Regions from separate parts of the Mus musculus genome. Here region 2 is linked to region 1. Evidence: chromatin loops called from intact Hi-C (ENCODE). Cell type or tissue: left cerebral cortex. All regions are shown on one strand. Each heading gives the region's core, and the rest is flanking DNA. Links, peaks and the distances in the headings are about the cores only.

Region 1 (15,853 bases), core at 5,521-9,520:
GGGTTGTGGGCTCTCTTTTGAGAGCCCTCCTCTTAGTGCCTGGTATTCCCCTGGTGGGAGCACACCTTGGCATTAGTGAGGTCCTGTTAGTTTAGTCCAGGCTGTTCTTAACCCGTGGGTCGGGACCCCTTGGGTGGGGGGCTGACTGACTCTTTCCCAGGGGTCCCATATCAGATATCCTGTATATCAGATATTTGCAATTTGATTCATAACAGTAGCCACATTACAGTTATGAAGAAGCAACAAAATAAGTTTATGGTTGGGGGCCAGAACAGCATGAAGAACTGTATTTAAAGGGTCGCAGCGTTGGGAAGGTTGAGAACCGTTTGCTTAGACTACGGAGCTGTGGAGGTGAAAGTGAAAAGTTACCGCTGGTTCAAAGTTTTTAGCTCAGGAGCTTTGGTGTGTACGTCTTTATTGTATTGTTGCCCGGTCGACATGATGACTCTAAGCTGAATGCTGTTCTGTTTGTCTTTGGAGAGACAGTGGTGAGGATCATTGCGTTTTATTATTTTTCCACGCTAGCCTTGACACAGTTATAGACTTCTTCGTTGCTTGTACGGCAGTAGGCGTTTGTATCTGACAAGCCATTCTCCCTTTTGCCTCAGGTGTGACGAAGATACAGTCTCTGTACATGAAGACGAAGACGACTGCTCTGGGCTCAGGTATATCTCAACCTTGGTTCTGATCTGTGAGAAAAAGAGACCACCTGGATCTGGCATCCCGGTTTTTGAATCCAAACATCCTCTCTCTGAGGTTCTTTCTCCTCAGGGAAGTTTCCCGCTTGTCAGCTTTGAGATCCTCAGAAGAGAGCCTTGTATTGGAAACGTCTCCGTTAAATTCGATAACATGCCCTTCGTTATTCACCACATTGAACGTGTCAGACTTTGTTATCGAGGGTTTCAGATTCCTACCAGAATGAGGAAGAAACGTTCCTGTAAAAGATGCTGTTCATTTCTTTCTTTGGAAAGAACACGCGTAGCTGCTTAGCGTTCCTAGGACAAGCCGTACACTTAACTAGAGTGGATTCAGTTCTCAGCCCTGGCTGGGAATGTCCAAAGCCTTTGGTGATATAGTAAAAAGTTATCAGTTGAATCACCAGTTGTTATTTCCCCCAGCTACTAACCCACTTGTTGGATGTCCCACCGGAGAGACTCCACTTTAACTGTTTTGAATACATTTATTCACGCCCCTTGCTCTCTGCCCTCAACCCACGCTCAGGACCACCAATCCTGGCGTTGCTCCGCCCCCTTGCCTCCCTTCCCCCCTCCCGCAGCTTCGTGAGTTTAGTCTTCACCAGTAGGAAGGTGTGTGGGGTGGGGCTGGGGACCCTTCCTTGCTGGGGCTTCTCTCTCTGGCTTTATGTGTGTGAGCAGCATGGGGTGTCAGGGGAGGGAACTGCTGCTTCCTATTTCACCTTACCAGAGCGTTGTTTTGGGTGCACATATGAAAACATCTGGGAAGCAGCCGCTCTCAGCGAATCGCCACACAGTTATCCGATACTGATCATCTAAGGCGAAAAACCCTATTTATACCGTCATTTAGTTATGGCTGCCGTTACTTGTATTGCCTAGCAATATGGAAAACAAACGGCGTAGAGGTTTAAGAGGGGGAAATGAATTCAGAGACCATTACCTTTTGGGTATGCACTATATGGAGTTTGACGGTTGACAGAAAACTTACAAGAGCTATCCCTACCAGAACCTAGTAGGATGTGTGCATGTGAGACTGGGGATTGAACCTGGGACCTTGACTATGTAAGACATTTACTCTGCCTCTAAGCCATATCTCTAGCTCCCATCTTCCATTCTTTTATTTTTTGTTTTGAGTTGCGGCTAAGTTTCCCCAGGCTGGCCTTGAGCTTTTGATCTTCTAAAATAGCTGGGATGGCAGACCCGTGTCTCTCAGTAACTCAGCCTTGCGGGAGCCCACACATCGGGATCTTCTATGTTGGGTCTAAGGCATTGCTCAAACGCCTGGTGAGGGAAAATTTATCACTTGACTTAAAAATTGCCTGGGTGACTTGCCTCCTCTCCGAACAGATCCATGTGGCAAACTATCTTTGCCAATGGATCTGCTACAGCCTAAGAGACTGACACCTGTTCGATCATTCTGGGAGTGTTTGAGTTGGTCTGTCCGCTACACGCGCCTGCTGTTTAACCACTGCGTTTTAGAATCTTAATCTATAAATTTGGGATTTTAGGATGTAACCTGAAGGTCTCACCTTGTGAGGGAAATAGGATCCCCTTGGGAGCAAACTGTTTTCAAGAGAAGACCAGGAAGAAAGAGTGATATGAAGAATGAAATTCATGGGGGCTGTCCTCAGTTCGCCTGGGTTCAGTTCTCCCTACATGAAACAGGCATGATGGTACATGTGTGTAGTCCTAGCATTTGATGGGTGTAGGAGGAAGGACAGGAACTGAAGTAACACAAACCAAAAGCAAAGCAAAACAAACAAACAAACAAATACAACAAAACTCAAGAAACAAAACAAACAAGGATGACATTCAATTTTTTTTTATTTTATTTATTTATTTTTTTGATACAGCGTTTCTCTGTGTAGCCCTGGCTGTCCTGGAATTCACTCTGTAGACCAGGCTGGCCTAGAACTCAAATCCACCTGCTTCTCAAGTGCTGGGATTAAAGGCGTGCGCGCCACCACTGCCCGGCTAGTTTTTTTTGTTTTGTTTTGTTTGTTTTTGTTTTTGTTTTTGTTTTTTTTTAAGTCTATAATATTGCCTGTACCTGAGCTCCCTTTGAAAAAACAGCCTGGTGAATTCCAGCAGCTCATTTGAAAACAGGTTTATTCTGTTTAGGTGTATTCTAAATTGGTCTTTTTTTTTTTTTTCTTTTTTTCTTTTTTTCTTTTTCCTGCAGAGATGAAGACAATAAAGAGAATTACCCCCAGGTGGCAGCTCGCTTAGATGAGCTCGCCCTGCCCTCCCACGAGGCTCAGCAGCATGTAGAACAGACCCTGCCTGTGGATGGAGTGCTGAGAACCAGTATGGGCAACTTCAAGTCCCGAAAGCCCAAATCCATCCTCAGAGCCGAGAGTGGTCGGAACCACGGAGAAAGCCAGGTACAGCTTCACTATCCGATCTCGGCCATGGGGAGGCCTCCGTGGTGCAAGGGCACAGCCTGCCTAGTGGGGGTGCTGCAAAGTTAGCGCATATGTGGTCTGAGATGTAGCAATACCGTCTTTAGGGACTGGGTACTCCGAGAAAGCTAATATTTTGTGGCATCCTTCCAAACTGGCATCTTTCCTCTCTCTCATCTCCCCCCACTCCCCCTTTCTTTCTAAGGTAGGGTCTTACGTAGGCGGGTATGAATGCCATACGTAGCTGAAGCTGACCTGCTAATACTCCTGCCTTTGCCTCCACCCACCAAGGATTACAGATGCGCAGTTTGTGTGGTACTGGGGTATCAAACCGAGGGCTTCATGTATGATAGGCAAGCATCCTACCAACTGAGCTCTACCCTCAGCTCCGAACTGGCGGCCTTGAATAGGAGATTTCCATCGGAAGTTACACTATGCTCCTTGGAGAGGGCTTGGCACTCATGCAGGATGATGTAGCCTTTGTATAGAACTGGGGATTCCACTCAGTGTACTAGGAGTCCCCCGTTGATCTCAAGCCATTCTCCTTAGCTAAAGAGGAGCCTCTTTGTGTGATCAGCTATGCATGTATGTTTGTTGTGTTGTATTTGTATGTAGCATTTGGTTTTCTGAAGTCAACTATTATTAAAATGGATGATGAAGAAAGCATCTTACCTAGTACTTTGCTAATAAGTTTATATATATACATATATATATATACACATATATATGCTTATTTATTTATTTGTTTGTTTATTAGACAGGCGTTTCCTATGTAACTCAGGCTGGCCCCAAACTTGCTAGCCTCCTGCCTCAGCCCCAGATGACAGTGCTGGATGACAGATGTGTATCATCACTACACTACTCTGATATTTTATATGTTTAAAATTTTTCTAGTTGTCTAGAAATGCAGCAAAGAAAACAATCTTTTAGTCAAACAGTCCCTGATAATTTATGTTCTTAGAAGATATTTAATAAACAGGACCTATCACAATCTCACTGGGAAGTCACATTTCCCATCCTGAGATTACATTTGTAATGTACCAAACATAACCTTTGGGGCATGGCAAATATTAGGTTTGACCTGATAACATCACCTAAAAAATAATGCAGGAGACCCAAGGCATGGTAGGTTAATTCCATGTTAGTGTTAAGTCTGGTCCAGGTTGCAGACTGTCACCAGGTGATCTTCCGGTCAGAACAGCCCTGGCTAGGTGGCTTATTTGACCTGATTGTTTGTGCATTTTTAGTTTTTATGATTTTGGCATTTTGACCTCTTAGGTGTTTCATTTTTCAGCGACTCATAAATATTGGTTGCTTTGTGAAGGTGAGAGATAATTATCTTAAGCTTCCACTGTTATTGTGGAGAGAGTCAGGCATGTGAAACATCCCTGGTTTCTAATAAGCCTGAGACTCTAAATCCACTGCACCCTCTCTGTAGAGGAGGGTTCTGGTGGGGATGCAGGTTCCAAATGGATTGGTTCTGGGGTGGGGATCTGATCTGATCATGTCCCAGGGGACTGCCTGTGACACTTCAGGGTGACCAGCCGCTCCTCTCAGAATGCCTTCCTTCTTGCTGTTCTCTAGTGTGGCCTCAAAGAGATGACACTGTCATCACTTGTAATAAGGTGGCAATGGGGCGCGGAATTCCCAGCCTATTGCTGAAGGTTACAGGAGCGAGGCGAGCTGGCTGAGAGCTCCCTGTAATTCTGCACTGCAGTCCTGGTTGGAAGGTAGACCTCCCAGTAGAAGCTAAGTGGCCTATTCTGATTCAGTGAGCTTCGTTCTCAGAGGCAATGCCTTAGGCAAAACCGATTTTCCCCAATTCTGTGTCCTGCTTAAAGGGAATACCGTGTATGATTGAAGATCTACAAATAGCCCCATTGCTGTGAAAACATGCAAATGTAGGGATATGGATGGGGTAGGCACGGATATGGGGTAGAGGGGACGAGGTATCGCTTTCAAGTGTTTCTTTTAGTTCACATAAGCACCTTGCACTAAATTGTGAGGGGTTACCAATAGGTGAAAGTGACAGAGGAAATGTGTATGATTTCAAAAAAAATAGCAAAGTGCTAAACCAGAGGTTCTCAACCTGTGGGTCTTGACCCCCTGCAGAGTTGAACAACCCTTCACAGGGGTGGCTCACAGCTATTGGAAAACACAGATATTTATATTACTGTTCATAGCAGCAAAATTACACTTATGAAGTAGCAGCAAAAATAATTGTATGGTTGTGTGTATGTGGTGTCACACAACATGAGGAACTGTATTAGGAAGATTGAGAACCACTGTGTTAAAGGAGAAGCCATGATGAAATCTTCCTGATTGGCCCATTGGGTCTTTAACTCTTGTTCCTCCTATTCTTGGGTTGGCTGTCGTGAAGCCGTGACCTTTTCATTAAAGTTTTTTTTTTTTTTTTTTTTTTTTAAATCCTGCTTCCACTCCACTGATGACATCAGGGTATACCCTAGGTACTGGCTTTTCTTTGTCATGTCAAGGGCTTAACGTATCTTGTTCTTCACGATGAAGGCGCTTGAGGTTGTTCTTGGTTAAAGACCCAAACCAGCCCTAACACTAACACTAAGATGGAGATTAAGTACACTTGAGATTAAGTAGGATCCCAAGCCGACTCTGGGCGACCAACAGCTGCCTACAGGTGACAGAAACGGAAGAAGGAGCTGTGACAGACTGACTCCCAGTCATTTTGAAATCTGAAAGGTCTGAGCATCCGTCATACCAGCAATGCAAACAGATAATAAAATAAATTTGTCCAAAATTAGAAAGAGTACCTTTGTAGGATGGCAATTAAGGCTGTGTTCAAAGGAGATAGGCAGTCTAAGTTCTGAGCTTTATAAAAATGGGTGGTTATAGTTCTTACATGGGAAACAATACCTTAATCTATAGCCTGATCCTAGAAAACAGTTCTAAGAATATCAGAAAAGCAAAGGTCTGTATTTTTATTAAGCTCTGTAGGCCATCTGCCTTGCTTTTAGCTAGGATATAATTGGGAAAGAATCTATTATGCAACCAGCATTTTATCTGCATTGTTATATTTGAGATATGAAGTTTGTTTTATCAGAACAGGCCACATAGTCCCACTGGGAATGTGGCCTCTAATGAAATGTGAGCTAACAGTGTACCTCCCCATCTGAAAACCAGTGGCTTTGGTAACTTAGGTTCAAATGAAAAAGGCTACAGACAGGCTTACACAAGAACCATGATCACCCCTGACACTTAGCACTGGCTAGTAGCGTGTAAAGCCCCACTGTGACTTGGATAAACATAGACTGGGTCATTCCATAAGGGTTTGGGTTGCAAGGTAAATGTGACATTTACGCGGTTCATCTTACAGGGTTATAGAGAGTTCTTGGTGTAAGACTAGTGGATTCTTTGGAAGGGGGCTGGACCTGAGCCTCCTTTGTAGCAGTAAACTCTGCCTGTTACAGGCTTTCCCCCAAAACACCTGCGAAAACCCACAAGTGTCAGCTTCTTAAATTTAAAAGCGTTGTCTTGGAAGCTGTAGAGCGCTCCTGTAGGGCTATGGTTGCAGCTGGTTCGGAGTTTTCTGTTCATAAAGTTAGAATGCACAGCCTTAAAGTTGCCCATCAGTTCGATCCTAACCAGTGTTAGTCTTAAGAGAAAGGAGGCCCCCCGCAGTTATAGACAGTGTGGCTTCATTCCCCTACTTTTCTTGCTTTCTCTTAATAAACTCCATATTCAGAAATAGCAGGTCCCATCTGATAGGCCAGGTTCAGCAACCTTTCTTCCCTCTTGACCTTGGCCTCATCCATGAGAAGGAAAGTACAGTAAGAAAATCTGGAGGTTGTCTTTGTGTTTGAAGGTTCCAGGTTTGCATCCCACTAAAACAATTTAAAGAGGGAGGAACTTAGGCAGACTTAATGATAGAGGACCAGGAACCTTGGAGAGAATGCAAGACTACATTCTAAGATGCTAAAGTGTTTGAGATTTGAATGTTTCTTTGAGCCACAGTTTTCCTTTATGCTTGCTTATTGTACTGGCTGGTTTTGTGTGTCAACTTGACACAAGCTGGAGTTGTCACAGAGAAAGGAGCCTCCCTTGAGGAAATGCCTCTATGAGATCCAGCTGTAAGGCATTTTCTCAACTAGTGATCAAGCGGGGAGGGCCCAGCTCATTGTGGGTGGTGCCATCCCTGGGCTGGTAGTCCTGGATTCTATAAGAAAATAAGTTGAACAAGTCAGGGGAAGCAATCCAGTAAGCAGCACCCTCCATGGCCTCTGCATCAGCTCCTGCCTCCAGGTTCCTACTCTGTGTGAGTTCCAGTCCTGACTTCCTTTGGTGATGAACAGCAGCATGGAAGTGTAAGCCGAATAAACCCTTTCCTCCCCAACTTGCTTCTTGGGCATGATGTTTTGTGCAGCAATAGAAACCCTGACTAAGACACATATCCTTTTATCTCTTAGACCATAAGCTATGTGGGAAAACATGGCAAGGGACCCCTATTGAGTGGTCCCTTGAAAAGCCAGGGTAACTGTTAGTAAAATTCTTTGATATGGTGGAAGTCAGAGCAAGGTGTGCTCTTCCTAAAGCCTGGTCCGGCTAGAACCCAGGGACAGATTGTCCCTGTTTAGAGTGTCAAATCCAATAAGCAAACACTCTACCCAAGGAGGGGAACTGACTCAAGGCATGAATCATCTCTCTGCGTGTTTTGTGAAAGATTACAAGCTTCTGTTTTGAGTGCTGTAGAAGTCAGAACATCTGTCCCCCACAACCTGAAGTGGGAAGATGAGGTTTGGATGGTAGAAGCAACTTCCTGTGTTGGCGCTCCAAGCTGTCCAGAGGGCATTCATTCTTAGTGTTGGAAGATGAAGTCTTGTCTTCCTCACGTCTCACCATCTGGCACTAGGCTGCACCCCACCCGTATGGCCTCCCCTCTGGTGGCTATTTTAACAGAAGACAAAAAGTAGCAGGCTCGAAGGAGAGCTTTTCCGCAGTTGAGCTATGGACTGCCAGCCTCCCGCTAACCCACTTCCTTGGGGAGACCAGCTGTTTGGTCTGGCATATATAAGCACCGGGTTTCTTCCATTTGGCTGTAGTTAGGTATGTTAAGAGGCTGGCACACGATCCAGGTCTATTTGTGATTTTTTTTTTCCGTTTTCATCCTTCTGCAGAAAGAAAGAAAAAAAAAAAACCCTGTAAATACTTTGAGTCAAACTAACCTATTAAATATTTACTGTCTTTCTCTTTTTAGTAGACATAGTTCTTACTGGGATTGACACTAAATTAAGAGAAAGATAGTTTTCATTCTGTGCCGCTGTCTCCTGCCACCATAAACAACTAAGATGTCGTCTTAGGGTTTTACTGCTGTGAAAAGACACCATGACCAAGGCAAGTCTTATAAGGACATTTCATTGGAGCTAGCTTACAAGTTCACAGGTTCAGTTCATTATCATCAAGGCAGGAACATGGCAGCATCCAGGTAGGCATGGGGCTGGCAGAGCTGAGAGTTCTACATCTTCATCTGAAGACTGCTAGCAGAATGCTGGCTTCTAGGCAGCTAGGATGAGGGGCTTACAGCCCACATTCACAGTGACACACTTCCTCCAACAAGGCCACACCCACTTCAGCGAGGCTACGCCCACTCCAACAGGGCCACACCTCCAAATAGTGCCACTCCCTGGGCCAAGCATATCCAAACCATCACAGATGCTATTGCGGTTTATGGATCTACCTTGAATGCGGTTCTTTTTCTTCCTTCCTGAGTCAGTTGAGAACATGGACACACTGTGGTTCCCGCACTTGTTTGGGTCATTGATTTCACTCACAGCTTCTGTTAGCCGACCTCTCACGTATGATTTCTCAGCACCGTGTAGATATTTTACTTCAATTCCTGCCATGGTATAGGTTTCTGTAAGATCTTCCCCGGTCAGAAAGAAAAGTGGACCATTGATTTCTTAGTGTTCTTTCTTACAAGAGGAAAGCAGAGTAATGATCCAGCGGATGGAGTGGAGTCCTGGTGAGTTGAACATCTTTGGAAGTGAGGTCAGTAGGGTTAGCATTCAACTTCTCTGGTATCCTACCATGGCCCCTCAGCTTCAGAAGTTAATCTTTTGATTAACAACCCACTAAGTGATGAATGAAACGGATGAAATGTATTTTTAGAAAGGAATCTGGGATGTCTATAAAGTAATTTTATCACTTTGGCATTTATTTTATTTTATTTTTTACTTTGTGTTTAGTTATTTTAGCTATTTAGTTAGCTATTGGGTTCTTACACTGCTACCTCCCTTCCAACCCTTATTCCACCCTGATCCCTTACAACCCCCCCCAGCACTAGGTAGGAGAGAGAGGAGGTTAGAGGAGAACCAACAAAACAGACTCCCTGCTGAGTAAGGGTTTTGGGTTCCTTGGGAACAAGTCCAAACTTTGTCATCAGGATATCAAACTCCTTCTTGTCTCTTTGCTCATGAACACTTGACAAACTACAGTAACAGGAACCAGGAGCAGCAGACGCCACAGGCTCTCTCAGGGTTCTCCCATTTATGCTCTCTCCAGAGCCCCCAGAATAAAACTCTCTGCAGCTGGCAAAGATCACGTCCCTGCTCGTGCACGAGGCAAATCATAATCACCTGCTGTGAAGCAGCCTCTTATCCCACACCGGGGATTATAATAGAGATATTCACATAACTTGGTTTTTAGAGAAGCCAAAATTCTAACTACATCACTTTTTCCGAATAGACAAATGCATTATGCTGGATGGCGTGAACCCTCAAACTGTGGGTCAAAATAAGCTCTTCCTTCTGTGGCTCCTATCCCGTGTTTTATCACAACAACAATATCACCTGGTCAAAGAAGGAGCAGATACAGGAGTGGATGGATGTGGGCTCCCACGCCTCCGTAGTCATTGGCTTTCTGTGTGACTTAGGGAATCAAAGTCACTCCCTTATGTGCCTTTTCTATTTTCATAAGATGAAGATGATCAAATTTCTCTTAAGAGGTTTTTGAGGATTAGACGGTATGAGACCAAGCTCAGTGCTTGAGCACTTGTTTAATACCCAGAAAGCCTTGGGGTCCATCCCTACAAGTTAAAAATAAAACAGGTAACGATAAAAACCTACATGCTCAGCAACTTTTAGGAGTGGGGTACAAGTAGTTTATAGGATGTGTTATTACCATTTGGATGAGTATATATTAAACCTAAGTAGACGAATACCCTGACTTAAAGTAGACTGCTAACCGAACCAACAATCTGGAGCTTTAGTGATGTAAACCCACAAAGATGCACTTCTCCCGTATGCCGTGTAGCCTTGGTTGATTGATGGGAGGGCCCTGTTCACTGAAGTTAGTCAAGAAGCTCTGTTTAGAAAAACTGAGCACTTCCGGTTTTGAGTCTCAGAGAAATCAGGATCTGGAGGTTATTATGCTAAGCACTCGAAGTCCCACGGCTACAGGGCTACACTGAGCTTGTGTTCTCTCCTAATTAATTATCCAGAGCTGGTCATGTGCTAGCCTGCTAATTACAACCCTGCAATGCACTGGACCAGGAAGAAATGCTCTACACAGTGCTGTGGGGGACAGGGTATGACTGATGGCCAATGGCACAAATGACTGTCACGTTGTTTATTCAGAAGAGCGTCTAACCCAAGGAACACTATATTAGTTGGCCCTTTCCTCTTCTTCTGGTCCTTCAAAATACTGAAGTATTAATGATGTTAATGGCAAAGACCAGAAGAGAAAAGAGCAGTAATCAGCGTGGTTGTCATGTTATATTATTGAAGCGGGAGCTCAGGTTTCCTGCAGCATTCCATCAATTAAGCGCTCCCTTTATTCTGAGGAACAAGAAAAGGAGGTCTAGTTTTAAATACTCCCCATGGCCAAGTGAAACGTCAGAGCCCACGAATCTTGCTGTTTTATTTAGAGGGCAAAGAAAGAGTAGTCTTTCTAACTAGGTGCATGGCAACTAACCTTTGGATTGGGGACAGCTGTGAGGTGTGTCACAACTTGGAAGCATTCTAAAACGTGATATAAAAAGACTTCTAATAGGACGATTTGACCATCTGTATATCTGTGTAACATGGGAGCTGCGCTCCTACTTATCAACAATCCGCACCCTCCCGTGCTTAGTGACATTGTCAAGAACAGACCTTCATTCTTTTGACAAGATAGAAGATGGTTTAGTAAGTGCTGACACAGACTGTTCTGGAGCTAGGAGGAAAAGATGTTTAGAAAGTCTGGACAGCAGAAAAATAATGAGCTGACATTTTGGGTAACTAAGAATTGCCACTCTAAATGTTGTCAACTCTGGTTAGGTCGGACGGTGAGATTATGTCCATTGCAAGCCTGCAGTTTGGAGCTCTGCTTTTCAGCAAGGTATAGTTGCCAGATTAAATATAGACTGGCCTACTAAATTTAAATTTCAGATTAGTAATATTTTTAGAATAAAAGTGGTCTAAATATTATATGTTACTTAATTAAACTACTTAGCATAAACTCAAGGTTTTTCTGAAACGTAAATTCCTATATTTTATTGGCTAACTCTGGTGAACCTATCAGGAGTGACCATGCTACCTCTTCCTAGGGCACATTTGTACAATTGTACCTCTGCCACTCCAGACCTGTCAGAAGTTAGAATTTTCTTAGCAGGAATTGGAGAGATAGCTCAGTGGTTAAGAGCACTTGCTGCTCTTGCAGAGGACCCAGCATTAGATCCTAGCACCTATATGGTGCAGCTCACAATCACCCGGAACACCAGCTTCAGTAGATTTTACCGGCCTCTTCTGGCCTCTGGGGGTGCTGCACTCATATGCACATGCACATAAAATTAAACCTTTAAATAGTTTTTGTATACCTTTTGAGGATAAAGGTGATTTAATAAGGGGACTGTGTTAGGGTTTTATTGCTGTGAACAGACATCATGGCCAAGGCAACTCTTAAAAAGACAAACATTTAGTTGGGGATAGATTATAGTTTCAGAGCTTCAATCCATTATCATCATGGTGGGAAGCAAGGCATCATGCAGGCAGACATGGTGTTGGAGAAGTTTAGAGTTCTACATCTTGAGCTGAAGGCAAACAGGAGAAGACTGGCTTCTGGAGGCAGCCAGGAGGAGGCTCTCTCCACATTGGATGGAACCTGAGCATAGGAGCCTCAAAGCCTACCCTCATAGTGCCACACTTCCTCCAGCAAGGCCACACCTCCTCCAATAATGCCACACCTCCTAATAGTGCCACTCCCATGGGCCAAGCATATTTAAGCCACCACAGGGACACAATAGTTTGTGGAAATCAAGATTTGTTCCAGTATTTGTTTTCTGTCTAGAGTTTAAATCATATAAATACCCAGAGGAAAGTTGCTGACAGTCCGGATGAGGAGGTACCTAGAAGGGTTGAAACTCTTTACCCAGAGTTTTTGGACTATTACAGGCTCTGCCTTGCCTGGGTAGTGGCCATGATAACACAATAAGAAGTCTGTCTGTCTGTCTGTCTGTCTATCTATCTATCATCTGTGTGTATATATGTATGTATCACCTATCTGTGTATCTATATCTATCTATGTATCTATCATCTCTGTATCTATCATCTATTTATCTTATCATATCATATCATATCCATCCATCCATCCATTTTTTATTAAGAAGGCTGACTTCAACGAGCTACTTCTGTATTAAAATCATAAAAAGTGACACACTTTCTGCCACTGAAAAATAGTACCATGTTCTGTGCTCTAATCCTATTGAAGATATGCAGCCAGCCCAATCTTGCTGGTTTGGAATCTTGCAGCTTTTTACTGAGGCTTGTGTTGCATGCATACTCACACATGAGGACCACTGAACTCTAGTACCGTGTCCCATAGCTGCCTCTGGCATGGCTATCTTATCGATCCTCTGTGGTCATGGTTAGACTTGGCTTTCTCATCCAACAGGTCTTGACTTTGTCTGCAGAGAACGTTCTTGTCCCCCACGAACCTCCCAACTCCATGGCTTGATAAGCTGCAGTCACTAGAAATAGAGCATGGGGGCTGGAGGCTTGCCTTCCTCACCGTGCTGAGTAGTCGCACTGTTAGAATTGCTGGCTGGGTAATGGCAGGGGCCAGGGAAAGTTACTGCAGCCAAAGCTCACTCAGGTATCTGATTTGAGGGATGTTTAGCTGCAACTAACATTCAACCCCAGCAGGAAACTAAGGGTTAGAGCTAAGTCAGTCAACCAGCATGGCCTAAGCGTTATAGTTGACCCGTTCCCTTCACTGTCTTCCTGGTCTCTGTTTAGTTTGCACATTTATGAGAAAAAATGTGACGTGTATCCCTCTGTGTGGTTTATTTCATTTAACATGGTATTTTTCGGCTTCGTCCACTTTCCCGCAAGGGACATGAATTCCTGTTCTTATTTTCTTTACCCACTCATGTGTTCATGGGCACAAAGGCTCATTCCATCTCATGGCCATTATGAATAACACTTTAATAAGTATGGGAAGTGCCATTCTTTAATTTCATTTAATTTGATTTAATTTTGTTTTATCTGTTACATGCAGGGACTCTGACAGCTCTGATGACCTTTTCTACCCACGAGGAGAATTAAAAGACAGCAATTCCCTCCACCAAGCCCCCCCCAAAAAAAAACCCCCAAAACAACCCCCTTGTTGATTTCCCAAAGGTTTCACCCTTGTGCTAAACAAACAAACAAAACCCCCAAATCACAAAGCCCAACATCATGGGAAATTAGGAACCATAACTGGTGGGAGAAGTGTCTGTAGGGACAAGGATTGGTGGTTAGAGGAGTTGGTAGGCCATGTGCTGGGCAGGAATCACGGCGACTTCAGAGCTTGCTGTTCCATCAAGCCACTTACAGCTGTGTGCAGGCCTGGGTGGTGCAATGGTTAGCAATTACAGTTTGATTACATTGATCAAAGCACTCCCTTGCGTGTGTGCAGCAGGGGGCAGCTTCCATAGACCGGAGGCTGGCATGGAATAAAAGAGAAGAAGGAAGAGGGAAAATAAACTCTCCCTCCTTTCAAGGTGTTTGCCTGGAATGACTTCACAGTGACGAAAACGTCTGACTAGCGAGAGTGGACTCAAGGTAGATTCAGGGTTGTCAGTCAGCATGAAGATGCCTCAGGCTCATGATGGGTCAGTCAAAGGCTCTAATCTCTGGATGGTAGGCACAGAATTCTGATTCGAAACATCGTGGAGGCCTTTGTGGACTCCATTTTTAAAGAACCATTTTTTCAAAACTCAAAACTTGGTAGCTACGACAATTCTTCAGCTTTATTCTGCTTTCCAAGAATTGAACTCTCAGTATTTGGTTCATGTCTTCGAAACGACACAACCGGAGCTTATGACGGTATCCATTTATGGGATGCTCCGCCTCTGAATACATTTTGCTGACTAATTGCTTTTGGAGTTGGTTTACTTCAACGCTTCTTCCTGTGGTCAAGGTGGAGGTAACTGATTTCTGATGCTCCATGCATCTCTGCGCTTACTCCATCTTAACACTGGTTGATGGTGGCTTCTACACTGGGTGTCTGTGTGCAGCCTTGCCTTGAGTGTCAGAAGCAATAACTCATTTAAGTCTCATAACGACCCCTGGAGGTCCATTGGCTCTCACGGTCCCTTTTTGCCATTGAGGAAATGGAAGAGCAGAGAGAATTCATTTGCTCCAGGTCATAGCAACTGAATAAGAGGCTGAGAGGGGGAGGTACTAGACGGTGATGAAAACATCTGACTAGCGTTGGTGGACTTCATCCCGGTGATTGCATTAAAAGCTGACTTGGGCTGCTTATTGATTTGGAGGGCATATTAAACACACAAGGAGTTATCAATGCCCACAGTAAATGGTCTCTACTGAGTTTGCATGTGTCTAGAACGTTGGAGGAGAAAGCCTGCCTAGACTCAGGAGAAGGGGAATTTCCTTCCAACTCTAGGAGATTAGGTCTAATAAATAATGCATTATTTATGTGTACAGATGTTTTGCCAGCATGTATGTCTGTGCAGGGCATATATACCTGGTGCCCACATTGGCCAGAAGAATACATCACATCCCCTGGAACTGGACTTACAGCTGTGAGCCAGCATGTGGGTGCTAGGAATCGAATCCTGGTCCTCTGGAATTGCAGCCAGGGTGTTCAACCACTAAACCATCTCTCTAGTTCCAAGGTCCAAATTTTTCTATGTGAAAAAGAGTTTTGTTTTGTTTTTCCAACTTACAGTTACAGACACTTATTGTGAGGAAAGCAAGAGAGGAACTTTAAACAGCTAGTCGCATCACACGTACAATGAAGAGCTTAGAGAAATGAGTGCAAGCATGCTCGCTTGCTTACCAAGGTCTAATTTTTAATAGAGAGATCCATTAAAGAGGTGGACTTCTTCAGACCTCCTTGTGTTTGTTGAGAAGAGATGGGGTGGGAATAGAGAGATACTCTGGTGTCATCAAAGACCCTTCGTAGTATATAAATACTATGATTTGTCACTTTCTATATGACAGTCTTGAGGCATTAAGGGGATACTTGTGTCTCAGGTACTGTCTAAGTTGAGTTTTACTGCTGTGAGCAGACTCCATGACCAAGGCAACTCTTATAAGGACAACATTTAACTGGGGCTGGCTTACAGGTTCAGAGGTTCAGTTCATTATCAAGGCCAGAGCATGGCAGCATCCAGGCAGGCCTGGTGCAGGAGGTGCTGAGAGTTCTACATCTTCATCTGAAGGCTACTAGGAGAAGACTGGCTCCCACATGATTAGGAGGAGGGTCTTCAAGCCCATGCCCACAGTGGCACATTTCCTCCCACAA
Region 2 (15,853 bases), core at 7,750-11,749, 59 kb before region 1:
AAGTATAAAACAAAAGAACAAAAACAGTCCAGAAGCCCAAAGGAATAGCAAGAAATAGTTGCTGACTCTTTAGCAGGGGAGAGGGGACAAATGTAATATTGATTTTACTTGTGCTGTGGGAAATAGAAAGTCCAGTGTCGTTGAATAAAAGCTGTTAATTTCTCCTGTAACAGGAATCATGATGAGAGGGGCTTGAATTCACACACAGCAGCTTTTCCTGTGATCCTAAACCAAAACTCAGATGGGCATGCCGGGCTGCTAGGGGTCAGGTCAATTAATTGTTCTGAAATAAAGGAGACAGAAGCCCCAAATAAAGAGAGAGTCTTTCCTTTCCGAAAGGGAAGAGACTGGCAGAAGGCTTTTCTGAGAAACTTTCCAGAGTTTCTCAGCATTAAATGAAGCTTCTCCAGGTGCTGTCCACATTTTGAGTGGCTCCGACAGAGATCAAACATCTCGTCTGCTCCTACACAAGCCTCTTGGCCTCAGACCACCCCAAGCCCTGCAGTTAGGGTGGGAAGAGGGAGGGCCAGGAAGAAGTGTTTGTTGTAATGGCTATTTAGTGCCTGTTAATGTCACCTTTTTGGTCAGTGGCCATTATCTGCTTTCTTTTTGTTTTTGTTTTTCAAGACAGGGTTTCTCTGTGTAGCCCTGGCTGTCCTGGAACTCACTTTCTAGACCAGGCTGGCCTCAAACTCAGAATGCCTTCCGAGTGCTGGGATTAAAGGCGAGTGCCACCACGCCCAGCCATTATCTGCTTTCTTGCTTCTATCTTAAGAGAGGGTGAGGTCATCTTTGGTGGCCACAAATGGGGCAGGAAGTAAAGTTTAAAAAAAGCTCTTTTTAAAAGTTCACCCTTTATGGAGGCACAGAGCCAGCTGAAAACCTTTAATGTTCTCAGTTCTTACGATAGCTGAAATGACATTGTAGACAGGACAGACAGCCAAGTTCATCAGTAAGGGGAGAGCTCATTTAATGTCATCCAATCATCCTAAACCGACTAAATTGTTTATAAAATTTATAGATTTAGACAAATGTATCTTCAAGATACTCCAGCATTATTAGTACACTTCACATTAAATATCAATTCTATTTTTCATTATAACTTTTAAAAGGGTGTCCCATTTATATTGGTTAGATTTTGGTGACTATGATAAAATACCAAGACACTTAACTTTAGTCAATTTAAGGAATAAAGATTGCATTTTGGCTTATGGTTCCAGAGGGATAGGGTCCATCATGGTGGGGACTGAATGACATGGCAGTTGTGGCAGGAACGGGCTGACTGAATTTCAGCCACACATAGGAAGCAGAGAGGACAAAACTGGAACATGGGAGGAGGCTATAAACCCTCAAAGGCCATCCCCAGTGATGCACTTCTTCCAGCAAGGCTCCACCTCCATCAGGTTCCACAGTTTAACCAAACAGCGCCACCTACTGGGGACCACCTGTTCCAACACATACGCCTATGGGGGACAGTCTTATTCAAACCACCACAGCATGCTTGTTGCCTTACGGGCAGTCTTTGCCCCTGTCTAACTGCCTGTCAGTCCCTTCCATTTTTGTAGCTTTCATATTAGGAAGATTTGGGCCACTACTGAGCTTTAAAAGCATGGCGACTATAGAATCAAGTGGTAGCCAAAGAAACAGGAGTATCAGAGGTGTGGCCCTGTCTTCTCTAGCTTTCTAGAATTCTCCCTAGGTCCAATATGCGCCTTGTTCCCAGGGAGAAGCAGTTTCCTCTCTCTCTCTCTCTCTCTCTCTCTCTCTCTCTCTCTCTCTCTCTCTCTCTCTTTGGTTTTTTGAGACAGGGCTTCTCTGTATAGCCCTGGCTGTCCTGGAACTCACTTTGTAGACCAGGCTGGCCTTGAACTCAGAAATCTGCCTGCCTCTGCCTCCCGAGTGCTGGGATTAAAGGTGTACGCCACCACGCCGGCTTGCTCTTTTCTTTTCTTCAGACTAAACCTAATTATTTTATGTGCATGGACATTTTTGCCTGCATGTATGACTGCATGCCACATGCTTTCCTGGTACCTGTGGAGGTCAGAAGAAGTTATTGAGTCCATAGGAATTGGAGTTACAGATGATTGCGAGTCACCATGTGGGTTCCAGGGATTGAACTTTGGTCCTCTGCATGAACCACTACTGAGTTATCTCTCCATCCCCAAAGACTTATTTTATCTTTAACATGTGTTGTCTGTGTGCCTGTGTATGGGTTTATGCACACAACTTCTGGGAATCTAGAGGTATCAGGTCCTTTGTCCTTGAGGTAGGTGCTCAGAATTGAACTTGGGTCCTCTGCAAGAACTGTATATGCTTTTAAGCAATGAGCCACTCCCAAGCCCACGCTGCTGCCTTCTGATTTCATAGAAAGTTGCTGGCTACATTGCATAATTAAAAAAAAATTTTTTTTGAGATAGAATCTTACCATGTACCCTAGATGCTTGAGACTCATCATATAGACCAAACTGGTCTTGAACTCAGAGAGTTCTACCTGCCTCTGCCTCCCATATGTTGGGCCTAGCTATAGGTGTAAAGGGAGCTGCTTTGGCTCCTAGCAGATAACACGCACACACTCACCCAGAAGCTATCTGGATTTGTGAATGAAACACATACACACACATGCCAGTTAATTTTAATGTGCCTTGACTAGCTCAAAGGCTGGGCAGTTCTAATCCTTCTGTCTGCTAGCAAACACTCCCCTCCAGTATTTCTGAGTTAACATCTGAGGCGGAACCTGGGGATTTGCATTTAAAATCTATATTTCATCTCTGCTACCCCAAACACAATTGGGGAAGTAGCCCCTGTGACCACTTTCCTTGATTCTTACATGTCCACATGCCTTTAGGTCTGGTCTTTCTTCTTCGCCGTCGTGGGGATATCTCTCTCTGTCTCTCTCTGTCTCTCTTTCTCTCCCTACTCCCCCACCCCACCCCCCGGTTTCCTCATCCTTGCAAATCCCCAGGTCCCACCCCAGTCTAACTGCCCAGCTACTGGTTGTATGACTATTCTTTTTTACCAATTAAATTCAGCTATGGGCAGAGACCCTCAGCATCTGGAAACAAGGCCATTGGGAACCGAATTGAATTGAGACAGCATTAGAACCAATCCCTAACACTAGCTGTAACACATTGACCTTTTTACGGGCCACCTTTCATTCTTTCATCTGCTCCTTCTGGCTGTGGCCTGTGAGAATTGAAGGATTTTGCTCCCCACCCCACCCCCACCAGACATATTCGGTAAAAAGGTTCCAGGAGAGAATTCTAGACGGAGCCTCTGGTGGCTAGAACTGGTTCAATTGCTTGCATCCTCTATTTCTGCCTGTGGATGCTCGCTTCTGGGACACGTTAGTTCCGTTGTGCAAATCCGGACGAGCCATTTGAAGAGCCACGTGACAACACAGAATATAGATTAATGTGCAAGAACCACCGAGCAGCTCTCTCATCCTAGAGAGCTAACAGAAGCTTTTTCAAAGGTCTCAGTAAAGTTTCTTCCTGCCACTTTGGAATAACAGAAGAATTCAAAGAATCCAAATGCTGTTTTAGAGGATAACCGGTCATGGTTCACCAGCTGGAGCTGCTATGTTCTTCCTGACTGTGGTGTGGTATCTCCACAAACACACAAGGAACTCGGCTGAAGGAGATCACCAGAGATCGCCAGCAAAGGAATGAATGTTCGTCACTTGCAGTGAGACCAGAAGCAGAACATGGAGGGAAGCAAAAGAGATTCCATTGTGGTATGTTTCATTTTTAGGTAACATCATTCCGCATGCACACATTCGTTAAATTATTCTATTTACTTTTCCATATGCTCGAAATATTCCTAAAAATCTAAAACCATGAGATGTTGGCCATTGCGTGTGGACCGTTTGTAAAAGCGAAGATTTAAAAATCTCTTAAAAAGCAATTACTAGTGTATTTTGTGCTGGGAACAGGCCATGCAGTGCACGTGGAGTTCGGAGGACAGCTTTAGGGAGGTGGCTCTCTCCTTCCATCATATGGATCCTGGGGATAGACTCAGGTCATTGGGGCACGGCAGGCAAGTGCCTTTTCAACTGAGCCATCACACCAGCCTCACGAAACAGAGATACCTTTTAGAACTACAAACAAGAAAACACGTTTCTCTCAAAAAATCCTGTGTTCTCTATTCATTAAGGAGGAAGAAACAAAACAAAACAAAACAAAAAGAATGTGTCCCTTTCCTCTGTGTGGCTGGAAGCTCAGAAGCAAATCTGAAGTGTAGTTGTTAATTGCTATTGCACCTGCTGGTGATTTGGAATCATCTAAGGGATACATCTGTGTGCAGATCAGTAAGGACCACCTGAGGGGAGGAGATCCTTTCCTGTTGGACAGAGTTTTCCAACTGGTGCCTTAGATATCAAGTTAAGCCGGGCGGTGGTGGCGAGCGCCTTTAATCCAGCACTTGGGAGGCAGAGGCAGGCAGATTTCTGAGTTCGAGGCCAGCCTGGTCTACAGAGTGAGTTCCAGGACAGCCAGGGTTATACAGAGAAACCTTGTCTTAAGAAACAAAACAAAACAAAACAAACAAACAACCCCTCCAATAAAAAATAAAAGAAAAGAAAAAGGAAAAAAAAGAAAAAGAAATCAAGTTGGGGGGTGGGGCATGTTACCTGCATACCTTCTGCTACTTGGAGATCACGCCTATGCCCTGTTGAGCTGAAACAATCCTTTGCTAATGTGACACTTCAGATTCTCTGGTGTTTCTGAAGAGCAAGAGCAGTATCTCTGTGGAACTCTTCCAGGACTTGAGCAGATTGGGTCCACAGAGAGTGAGCAACCTCTCCAGTGTAAGATGCCATTGTTGGACTATCTGGTCCTTATTGGGTAAATTCTCTGTCTGTCTCTGTCTCTATCTCTGTCTGTCTGCCTCTCTCTGTCTCACTTTTATACACACACACACACACACACACACACACACACACACGGGTTTCTCTAGAGAACCCTACCTAATGCAAGCAGGATGCTGCTTGATTTAGGGTTGCTGGAAGAGACACTATCACCAAGGCAACTCTTATAAAGGAAAACATTTAACTGGGCCTGGCTTACAGTTCAGAGGATTAGTTCGTTATCATCATGGTAGAAAGCGCTATGGCACACAGGTAGACATGATGCTGGAGAGGTAGCTGAAAGTTCTGCATCAGGATCCACAGATAGCAGGAACAGAGAGTGAGACAGTGGGTCTGGCTTGAGCACCTGAAACCTCAAAACCCACCCCTTAGTGATACACTTCCTCCCAAAAGACCACATCTACTGCAGCAAGGCCACACCTCCTAACAGTGCCACTCCCTATGAGCCTATGGGAGCCCTTTTCATTCAAACCACCACACTGCTTATCTGGGCTTTTCCTGAATTGGGCTTTCTAATATGATGTGCCTATATTTGTTTGTTCTATTTTCATGGTGTGATAAACTGTCTCGTGTTGTCAGGGGACAAACAGCTCTAAGTGAACACCTGAAGCTCATTTTTTTTTTTCTGATGTTCTCTTTTCCTCTCTGTTTACATAAACTCAGCATGCTCAGAGCCAGGCAGATGCCCATTTTCTTGCCCTTTGTGAAGCAATGTCTACTGAAGTGTCTGGCCCAGGGCAGGAATCATGTTGGTTTTGATCAAATGAATCAACAACCCGCAGACTCCTGCTGGACCAGATTCTGATGTGTGCACATTTTAGAGGTGTCCACTTTATCTTATTATAATGGTAAGTTTGGTAAATCTTGCCGACTCATTTTTGATAACCTAAAGTTATTTTTCTGTGAGTAAAATCACGGGGCATCAAAGGATGTTAGCATCCAATGGTTATCAGAATGTCTTTCTAATCCCTCTCCAAAAAAGCTTTTAGCAGTGTCTATGGCTACCAGCCATACGGGAGGGATCACTTTACCCTAGCATTAGCTGTGGTCTAGAAGTATTTTCTACTCTTTGGTTTTGCTATTTAATAGCAATGGATGGATAATTGTAGTTTGATGGGAGGTTAGTAATCGTGTTAGCTGCGGTTGCCTCGTGTTTCTTCTTAGTTCCTGCTATTCTCATGGTGGACTCACTGGTTTCTGTGATAGCTCAGCATTTCCAGCTTCATCGTACATCCTTCTCACTGAGTTTAACTCAGCCCTCACTCCCAACACCCGATGCAGTTCACCTTTGGAATCCACTGGGCTTCCTAGTTCCTCATAATTACCTTATAACTCATGAATATTCATGGAGATTCTTTGTCCTTCATTTCCTCATCTAGAAACCGGAAGTTACAATATGTACAACAATATGTAACAATATGTATGCCTGCTATAATGCAAATGTATGAAATACCAACACAGGGCACAAGGGAGGTGCCCAGTCTCTTTACACTGTAATCATCACCTAGGTGAGTTAATTTCCTAGTTTTGGGAAATAAGGAGTATTTTAAATGAATTATGGTTTTTCAGGGGCAGGGGGGTGTTGGTAACTGCTAGGATTAGTTAAGGTGGTGTTTTATGTGTCTCCCAAAGGTCATGACTAGAGACTAAGTGTTTTGCAGGTGACACTATTGGGATGTATTCTAGATTGATTGCTTTTCTGTTGCTAGGATAAAAACCATGGCCAAAAGCAACCTGAGGGAGGAACGAGTTTACTTCACCTGATAACAGTCCATCACTGATGAGATGAGGGGAGGAGCTAGAGGCAGGAAGCGAAGCAGAGGCCACAGGGGACTGCTGCTAACTAGCTTGCTCCTTCGGGCTTGCTCAGCCTGCTTTCTTATAACAACCAACACTACCAGCCCAGGGTGGTGCCATGCACAATGGGTTGGACCCTCCCCATCAATCACTAATTAAGAAGATGCTCTATAGGTCAGTCAGATGGTCCCCAAACTGAGATGCCCTCAGATAAGTCTGGACTGTTAAGCTGATGGCTGAGGCTGCCTAGGACAGAAGATAATGGAGACTTGTGGAGGCAGCCTTGTAGGAGGTTCTTTTGACGACTATGGTGTGTCCCTTTAAGAGGCAGTGAGGCCTGGCCAACCTTGTTATCTTCTCCTCTGGTCTCAGAGAGTCTGTCACTTGCCCCTGACATTTGCTGCCATGCCGTTCATACATTGGACACCACAAGGTGATACAGTCAGGGGCTAGCTCTTGATATGCCTTGCTATGCTGTTTGGACTTTGGACCCCTGAAACTGAAAACTTAAAAACAAAAAACAAAGTCTCTCTCTCTCTCTCTCTCTCTCTCTCTCTCTCTCTCTCTCAGTTAATTGCTTTGGGCATCTCTCATTGTAATAATGTAAAGCTTAATAATATGGTAGCCCCATTTTTGAAGCAAATATGGGTGTTATCTAGAGAGGTGAAAGAGGAAGGGACAGAGAAGAGCACAGATTCAGCTGGGTTCCAAACCACAGGCATTCTCAACCCTGATGTTTCCAGAACATTCTGTGGCTCTAATCCCTGGCTCTCCTAATGCCTAACCACCATGTTATTTCTCTATAAGAATATGTTTCTCATTTATCTGTCAAAGTCCCCAAGTTTTACAGGTTACAGTTCAGTCACTGAGCTCCTCTACATAGTCCCTCAGGTCTTATCTGCAAATGTTGTGGGAGGGAATTTTTACCTATCCTGGCATGGTCACTTCTATATTCTACACGAGGAAAGAAGTTCAGTTAGACAAAATTTCTTACCTAAGTCTCCCCCAAACAATAGTATGCAAAATCCAAGCCAGGGTGAGAATTTAATTCTTGTCTCAAACCCTGTGCCATTGCCATTATTGCTGGGGATGGGATACGGCCATACCCAGAACAGAGTCAGGATCTTACAAAGAAGAACAACCATTCTGCTTGGCTCAGATTGCAAAACTTCATCCCACACAGGCCCCTCAGCCTCCTCAAAGATCCTCTCCATGATGTTACTGTCATCATTACATTCAATGCCTTGTAGAGAAATGAGTTGTTTTACTGAATAGGGATTTCAAATAAAATGATTGTATTCTCCGAGTTTATGTGTTTTTTAAAATTATATGATTGATGGTATAAAGACTCTGGCTCAACAGTTAACTTTTCTTATCCACTCAGATCACTGGGAAGTAATGTCTGAACAGCACAATCATGTATAGTGTGAGAGTTACAATTCAATGTCATACCACATTCAAAGAAAGGATTGGTCTAGGGATGTTGAATGAGGTTAACTTCAGTTTCCAGAGTCTCACGGTTGAGGGGTCTTTTCTTATTCAAGACAATAAACCATTCTCAGAAGAGTAGAGAGATTGTGCTTAGCATTTTGGATTGCTATGAGAAATTCTTCAAAAAAATTCTGTGTGTGTGTGTGTGTGTGTGTGTGTCCCCGTGTGTGTATGGGCATGTTTGTGCTATGGTTCATTTGTAGAGGTTATTGGACAACCTCAAGTGACAGTTCTTGTTGTTCACCTTATCTGAGACTGGCTTTCCTGTTCTCCACTCTGCGTTGAGATGTCTGGTCTGCAGATTTATGGGAATGCTGTCTCTGACTCCCGCCTCAACCATAGGAGCTTTGTGGTTACAGGTGTGTACTCTGATGCCCAGCGGTACATATGTTGTGGGATTTGAACTCAGGTCTTCACACACTTGTGCAAGGAATGATTTACCCACTGAGCCACCTCACCCACCCAAGGGAAATCTTATTAATATAAGTAATATATGCACCCTTAGTGTGAACACATTGAGATGAAGGATGAGTCACAAGCTCATTTGTTTCCTGACTCAGACCACTTGCAACAGGACATGATTCCAAGGAAATGAAGGTTTTTATTCAAGAGTCACTTGATTTAGCTATTTTCATCCCTTCCTCCTCCAACAAACAAACAAACAAACAAACAAACAAACCCTAATAACAGTGCTTTAGGGAGTTAGAGTGATTAAAAATGACCATAAAGGCTGGAGAGATGGCTCAGTGGTTAAGATCACTGACTGCTCTTCCAGAGGTTCTGAGTTCAATTCCTGGCAACCACGTGGTTGCCGGCTCACAATCATCTGTAATGGGATCCTATGCCCTCTTCTGGTGTGTCTGAAGAAAGCAACAGTGTACTCATATACATTAAATTAATTAATTAATTAATTAAAAAACAAACAAAAGGGCTGGAGAGATGGCCCAGTGGTTTGGAACACTGGCTATTCTTCTAGAAAAGGGCCTAGGATCAATTCCTAGCACCCACATATGTTGCTCACAACTATCTATAACTCAAACTTGAAGGGCTTCTGCTCTTGTGGGCACCAGGCATGCTTGCAATACCTAGAAACACATCTGAACAAAGCACTCATCTGCATTAAAAAATAATTATCACCATGAGAATCTTCATCCCTAAATTACACAGCAGCAGAGGTTCTTTGTTGTGTTCACAACACACACACACACACACACACACAAAACTTGACAAAAATTTATTTCTGTAAAGAATAGCTATAGACAAAAGGCTTTAAAAAGAAGAACCGAGGGCTTATTGTAATAGATTACCATTGCTCATGCTATGATTCAGTCTTAACCCACGCACCGTTCAGAACCAGAAGTGTATTTTAAAGATTAGCTTGTCATAACACAAATGGAGTGGGCATATTAAAGCATCAAATTCCATTCCAACTGAGACTCACGAGAAGATGGGCTGAGTAATGAAATGTGCAGAGAACATTCTCTTCAGATGCTAATTCCCCAACAGCACCAAGAGAAGGAAAAACAGATTGCTGAGAAATGACATCTGCTCTTGGCTCCCTGTGTAGGAGATTGCTCGAAGGGCTCCTGATAGTTGGAGCATCTCTCCTTGTCCTTTTAATTTATCACCATTCTCAGCTTCTTATCAATCCAGGATTTAAAAAAAAAAAAAGTAACTCTGTCAATCAGGACAGTCATAAGTAATAATAATAATAATAATAATAAACAAAAAAACAAAACAGTCAAATGCTAAAGTAATTATGGCACACGCCTTTAATCCCAGCACTTGGGAGACAGAGGCAGGCAGACTTCTGAGTTCGAGGCCAGCCTGGTCTACAGAGTGAGTTCCAGGACAGCCAGGGCTACACAGAGAAACCCTGTCTAGAAAAACCAAAACCAAAACCAACCAAACAACAACAAAAAAAAGATTTATGTAACTGGAACTTTCAAGGGAAGACAGACTCAGTTTGTCTTAGGGTTTTATTGCTGAGAAGAGACACCATGACCATGGCAACTCTTATAAAAGAAAGCATTTAATTGGCATACAATTCAGAGGTTTAGTTCATTATCATAATGGAGGGAAAAAGGCTGCACACAGGCGAACACAATGCCAGAGAAGGAGCCGAGAGCTCCACAACCAGATCAGCAGGCAGTAGAAAGAGATATACACTAGGCCTGGCTTGAGCATCTGAAACCTCAAAGCCCACCCTACCCAGTGACGCACTTCCTCCAACTAGGCCACACCTATTCCAGCAAGGCCAAGCCTCCTAGTAGAACCACACCCTATGAGCGTTTGGGAGCCATTTTTCATTCAAACCACTGCAGATTGGTTCAGGAATTCAGAGAACACAGTGTGTTATGTAAGTATGGGTGGCAGTCATTTGGGTCTTACTTTCTTCCATGTTGGTCTCATTCTGAGGTAGGCTTTCTACGAAAGTAAGGACGTCGCCTGCGCTTTGTTTCTAGCGTGTACGTACGTATTTGAGAGTAAATGAGGAAGATCTCATGGGCTCTTTCCAAGCATATCCAAAGAAGCACTGTGACTCCTGTGCAAAGGCTTGGGTTGCATCCCCAAACCCACCGTGTTACTGAGGCTAAGGGGCTAGATTCCATTCATAGCGAGGCGTGGTGTGTCAACCAGAGTGGATGGGAGCAGGCCAAGTCAGCCCTCTGCAATGTACGCGGCCCAAAAGCAGGGGAGGAGAGCCATCTTTGAGATTATGAAAAGAGGAGAGGGCTAGGCAAATGCAATTGATGTAAACAATTGCAAAGTATTCCCCTGGTGCCCACAGCAGACATTTCTTTCTTAAGGCTTATGCTAATGGAGACAAAAAAGATCGTGGGGATCTCTGTGTCTCCTTGTAGCAATCTCTGTCCTGTTTCCATTTTGATCAAGCCTGTGGACTCCTTTGCTTGTCCCCTGTTGGTTTCATGACAGCTCATTCAGTCTACAAAGAATTCATTTTTTTTTCTAATCTGCCTGGGGTTTGTCCCATTCAGTTTGAGAGGAAAGAGTCTTAGCATCGAGTTAAGCAGGAAGAAAAAAAAAGGGCCTTACTGCTAATATATAACGGGATTTCAGATCCCATTTCCTTTGCTCAGAAAGTCTAACTCCATCATCTGAAGCACGTGGAAGAGAGTATATATATAAGAATCCCAATAGTGCTCCCTTTTATTTACAGTCTGGGGCTGCCAGAAGTGGCCTAATTCATATGGAATTGCATCTTAGATTTGAAAGAACTGTGTTATTTTAAGGAATATCAGAGCCTCAATACAAATCAGATCATTGGAAGAGATAATATCAAGAAAAACTTGGCTATACTCTTACTAAGAAGTTCCAGGGAGTTGACATTCTGGAGTCTGGAAACGGAAAACCCATTGGTACCTGCTTAGCACTTAGCCCGCGTTTTTTGATAGGAACCAGAAGTGAGCTGAGGTTCAGTTGTGTGTCTATTGAATCCCTGCTGGTTTAAATGCTGGGAACGGGGCTGAATTCACAATGAAGGAGGTAAGGCTTCTTACTCCTTTGGAAACCGAATAGAAAAACTTCACAGATTGAAATCCTTAACTTATTTTCGACACAGCCCCCAAGATTGTCACGTTCTATGCTCGCAGATGTCAAGTCCCGTTTCACAGAGTGAAGGGTAAATTGGCAAGGGCTGGCAGATTGCACTGAAAACCCCTTTTGAGCTGATCAAGGCCCAATCACTGGCATAACTCTGAGACGTGATTGGATGATGGCCGACTTTAACAACTGACTCACCCAGTGTGAGTCACCCTGCTGAGCTGTGCATTTTCCTGATGGTAAGGTATGAAAATCCTCTTGCTTGATGCAAATGGAAATGTCTGGCAGACTGACTCTACACCTAGTTTATATGCTAAATGGCAACTCTGCTACACCTGGGGAGTGTGCCAGGCTCCTGAAATCAAGACACAAGCAGAGACTGACTCTCAGCTGGCTTCTCCAGCTCCTTCGTCCTTCATGGCCTCCTCCCATCCCAATCAAGGTTTAAGATCTTCATAGGACATAGTGGTTCTGCCATTGGGTGACACCATCTGCTCTTAAAACATTCTTGACTTCCTTTCTCCCTTCTGTGTACGAAGCCAGTCAGTTTCCTAAATCTTTCCCCCACTGAGTCTTCAAAAATGGCAGATATAATTTGTATAAAGATGGAATAAAAATACCTTTGAACGACGGGCATAGTAGTTAACTGGGAGACACACAGCATCAATACATGAATTTATGGAGGCCAGATGGATCTCCGCACTGTTATTTTAAAAAGGCATCAGAGAGTAGAGTGCTCTAGCTCCGGATTACATTGTGTTCTCTGTTTTTCTATCATCTTTCTTGAAATATTATCCCCAAAGAAGGAAGAGCTAATGCACTTCTTTGTACATGACCATCTGTTAAGGTTTTCCAAAATTCACTTATTTTGGTTTTATGTATATGGATGTGTTGCCTGCATCTGTGTATGTGTGCCATGTGTTTGCAGGTGCTGCAGAGGCTAGAAGAGGGTGTCAGATCCCCTGCAACTGGAGTTGGGGGTGGCTATGAGCTGCCATGTGGATGCTGGGAACCAAACGTAGGTCCTCTGGAAGAGCAGTCAGTGCTCTTAACTATCAAGTCTCTCCAGCCCTGTTTTTGTTATTTATTTCTTTGGGGTGTTGTTGTTGTTGCTGTTTTATGTTGAGTAGCCATCTCTCTGTTTTCCCAGTTGTTTTTAACACAGACATCGCTTCCTACACTCAGTATATGTGAAAGACCCACAACGTGAGGACTCCCCCACGTTCTGACTCAGGAGAGGCGACACCCCAAAGTCACCCACAAGAAACGGTCTTGCTGCAAACTGCAAGAGGATTTTGATTCAAGAGCGCTCTCAGGCCCACGGTCATACACCACACAGGGGTAGAGGACCGTGGCGCCCCGAGTAGCTGGTTAAGGGGGTATTTAAAGGAAGAAACCACAACTCAAGGAAGTAGGGAGAGCGTTGTTGGAAAAAAAAAATACCAAAGATACCAGTTAAGAGTCACAAGGAAGTGCAAAGTCACATTGTTCAGGTTATCTCTGAAGACAGTTTCTAAGAGCCCCTAACAATAGCACATTCTTTGAATTAACACTCTTTGAACCCAGGAAGCGGGTGGGTGGAGGGATGTCACTTTCTGTTTTATGATTAGCATACCTTGGGTCATTGAGTCACAAAGGTCACATTTCCAAGCCTGGGCCTAAAGGCCTAGAATTTTGTTTTTACGTTTTCTACTTGTTAGTAGTTCTAATCTTTCATATGAACTTTGATGGTAACCAAGACCACACTTGGTCCCTAACACAGTCAACTGTGGGGTCTTTGCTATAGCTGGAAAAGAGGAAAGATCTCATGACTGGAAACAGAAGTGGGGAAATTCTGGATTTTTATGAGGGGGCTTTGTGTGTGTGTGTGTGTGTGTGTGTGTGTGTGTGTGTGTGTGTGTGTGTGTGAATGAATCTGTAGGCTTACAACCTGACTGTTCAGCACCACCAGAGCAAGGATGAGGAGCCTGTCTCCCTCAGGATTGCTTCTCAGCCACAAAAAAAAAGATCCAAGTTTATTTCTGCCTAGGTCAAGATCCCCAACTTGAATCTGTCAGGGTTGCTTCCAGATTCACTCATAAAAGCAACCATAAAGGTTGAAAGCAAATGATGGTAGGGATCTTGTCAGTTGGGATCAGTTGGAGCCGGTGACTTAAATCCTTGTACAACTGTTAAGGATTTCTGAAAAGCATTTCATTCCTTCCCCATGCAATGCTTTCTATCCTGTTCAGTTAAGGAGAGACCTAGACAGAAGTAGAAAGACATGTGCACTTGCGTGTGCACACATACAGCAAGAGAGAGAGAGAGAGAGAGAGAGAGAGAGAGAGAGAGAGAATCACACAATCACACAGAAACAGACACATTACAGAGACAGACAGACAGAAGAGGCAGACAGAGGGACAAACAGATTCCTAAGACACCAAGACAGCTTCCAGGAAGGAACAGATTCAGACTCACAGAACTGATAGATAGAAGACCAAAGACACTGGGCACATGAAGTCAATAATTCAAACTGGTACTCGCTCTTGGTTAAACAAGTCCAAGGGGAAGTGATTTTATTCCTCTCCTTAAAGGGTCACCGATGTATTATTGGTGACTTGGAGTCAATGACCAATCCTGTAATCCACACAGCCATGTAGTAAATATTTCAGAACTTATGAACTAGAGTGCCTGTTATAATTACTCAGCGATATCTGCAGGAAAAAGCTCCCTCAGCAACATTTAGACCAACGCATGTAGCTAGGTTCCAGCAAAATAGTATTCACGGATGCCTACATTTGAGTGCCATATATAGTTCTCTCATGCCCTATAAGATTCTTTTGTAACGTATTTGAAATGAATGAGATGCTCATGTTCCCCAGGAAGAGGTGACGGAAAGCATTCTACCATTGCCCTCTGGAGAGAAAATATTCCATTAAGAAACATTGAAAGCCAAAGGAGCAATCTCTAAATTGGTCTCCCCCCCCCCCCGTTACGTTTTCCCCATGTTGGGTGTTTGAGCCTCCGTCACGGCTACTGTCTGTTCAATCGATAGGATTGACAGCAGAATGAATTTGGTTTGCATATTAAATGGCTTCCCACTAGGTTTTATATGGTGGCTACCTCATGGTTTCTCCTCAGGGACTTTTTAAACTGTAGTGAATTGATGAGACCCACAAGAGAGAGCATTGATTAATATGGCAAATGAGAAGTAAAAGCTCACAGTTAGACAGCACATCAAATAGAACTTATCCAGGGGGAGGGGTGGGCTCTGATTGATGGCCATGATTTAAGTACCAAAGGCTGCATCTAAAGAGGAAGATAAAATATGGCAGGATCTCAAAATCCCACTTACCAGACAAGTTGATGTCAAATCTTCCTTGTCATCCTTGGGAGCATTCTCTTCTGTTAATGGCTGTTTACTCTCGTCTGTGTATCAACTAGTCCGTGCATCTATCGTTATCTGTTTGATTCACCTATGGATATCTTTGGATAGAAATGGATGTAGGCATAAATATCTACAGAGACACAAATAATGATAGACAGACATCCTATACATTAGCAGTTATTCTCTCTCTGCTTGGAAACTGATGTGGAAGCCATAGAATGGGAAGCTGTGTGAACTTTTGCATGAGTATCCATTCATAGTAAAGGAAGCTATGAGCATTGAGACTCTTCATGAATTAGTACAGGGACACAAATGTACACTAAATAGTTCAGATAATCCAGTGTGCTATTCTGAAGTCAAATCTGTATGCACAGCCCAAGCGATTAAAAACCCTATACTTAGCATTGCTCACAAACAATTATTGCTTGTAGGTCACCAAATTGGTCTAAGTGAACATAACTGAAAGACACTCACAAGAAATGATACACAAGTCACCTTCAAGTTTGAACCCTGATATCTTCTGTCCCTGGAGCTGCATACTTTAGCTGAAATCTGTCGTTACAATGCCCTCACGTGGACCACAAGAAGTTCAAGTGCTGAGTCAGAAGGAGAAGTGCTGAGTCAGAAGGAGCTTTTCGATTAAAAAAAAAAAAAGTCAATCTCCTTGATCTTCCTGCCATGCTTGAGATTTACTGAGGTGCAGGCATTGTGTCAGCTTCTCCAGTTTAATCCCCATAAAGTGAGAACAAGTTCCTCTGTTTTCTTTTGTT

The links. A loop is a pair of places that touch in the nucleus more often than their neighbours do. Peaks named below come from ENCODE experiments on the same cell type or tissue, not always from the same donor. Only the 100,000 strongest peaks of a DNase experiment are listed, where the experiment ranks them.
Region 2: it touches region 1 in a loop (4-fold over the local background); 1 of 42 quality-filtered maps calls a loop at or near these places.

The regions. Positions count from the first base shown.
Region 1 is chr10:70,448,150-70,464,002 of GRCm38, forward strand. It overlaps Fam13c (family with sequence similarity 13, member C), which reads left to right. Exons shown (of 14, transcript NM_024244.4): 2 at 609-665; 3 at 2,878-3,079. Among named protein-coding and RNA genes, the nearest start is that of Fam13c, 15 kb to the left of the region's middle. In left cerebral cortex, for the core only: no CTCF peak of the experiment used is centred there; a DNase peak (open chromatin) is centred at 7,946; H3K27ac peaks cover 1,165 bases.
Region 2 is chr10:70,386,499-70,402,351 of GRCm38, forward strand. No RefSeq gene overlaps it. Among named protein-coding and RNA genes, the nearest start is that of Fam13c, 46 kb to the right of the region's middle. In left cerebral cortex, for the core only: no CTCF peak of the experiment used is centred there; a DNase peak (open chromatin) is centred at 9,598; H3K27ac peaks cover 1,479 bases.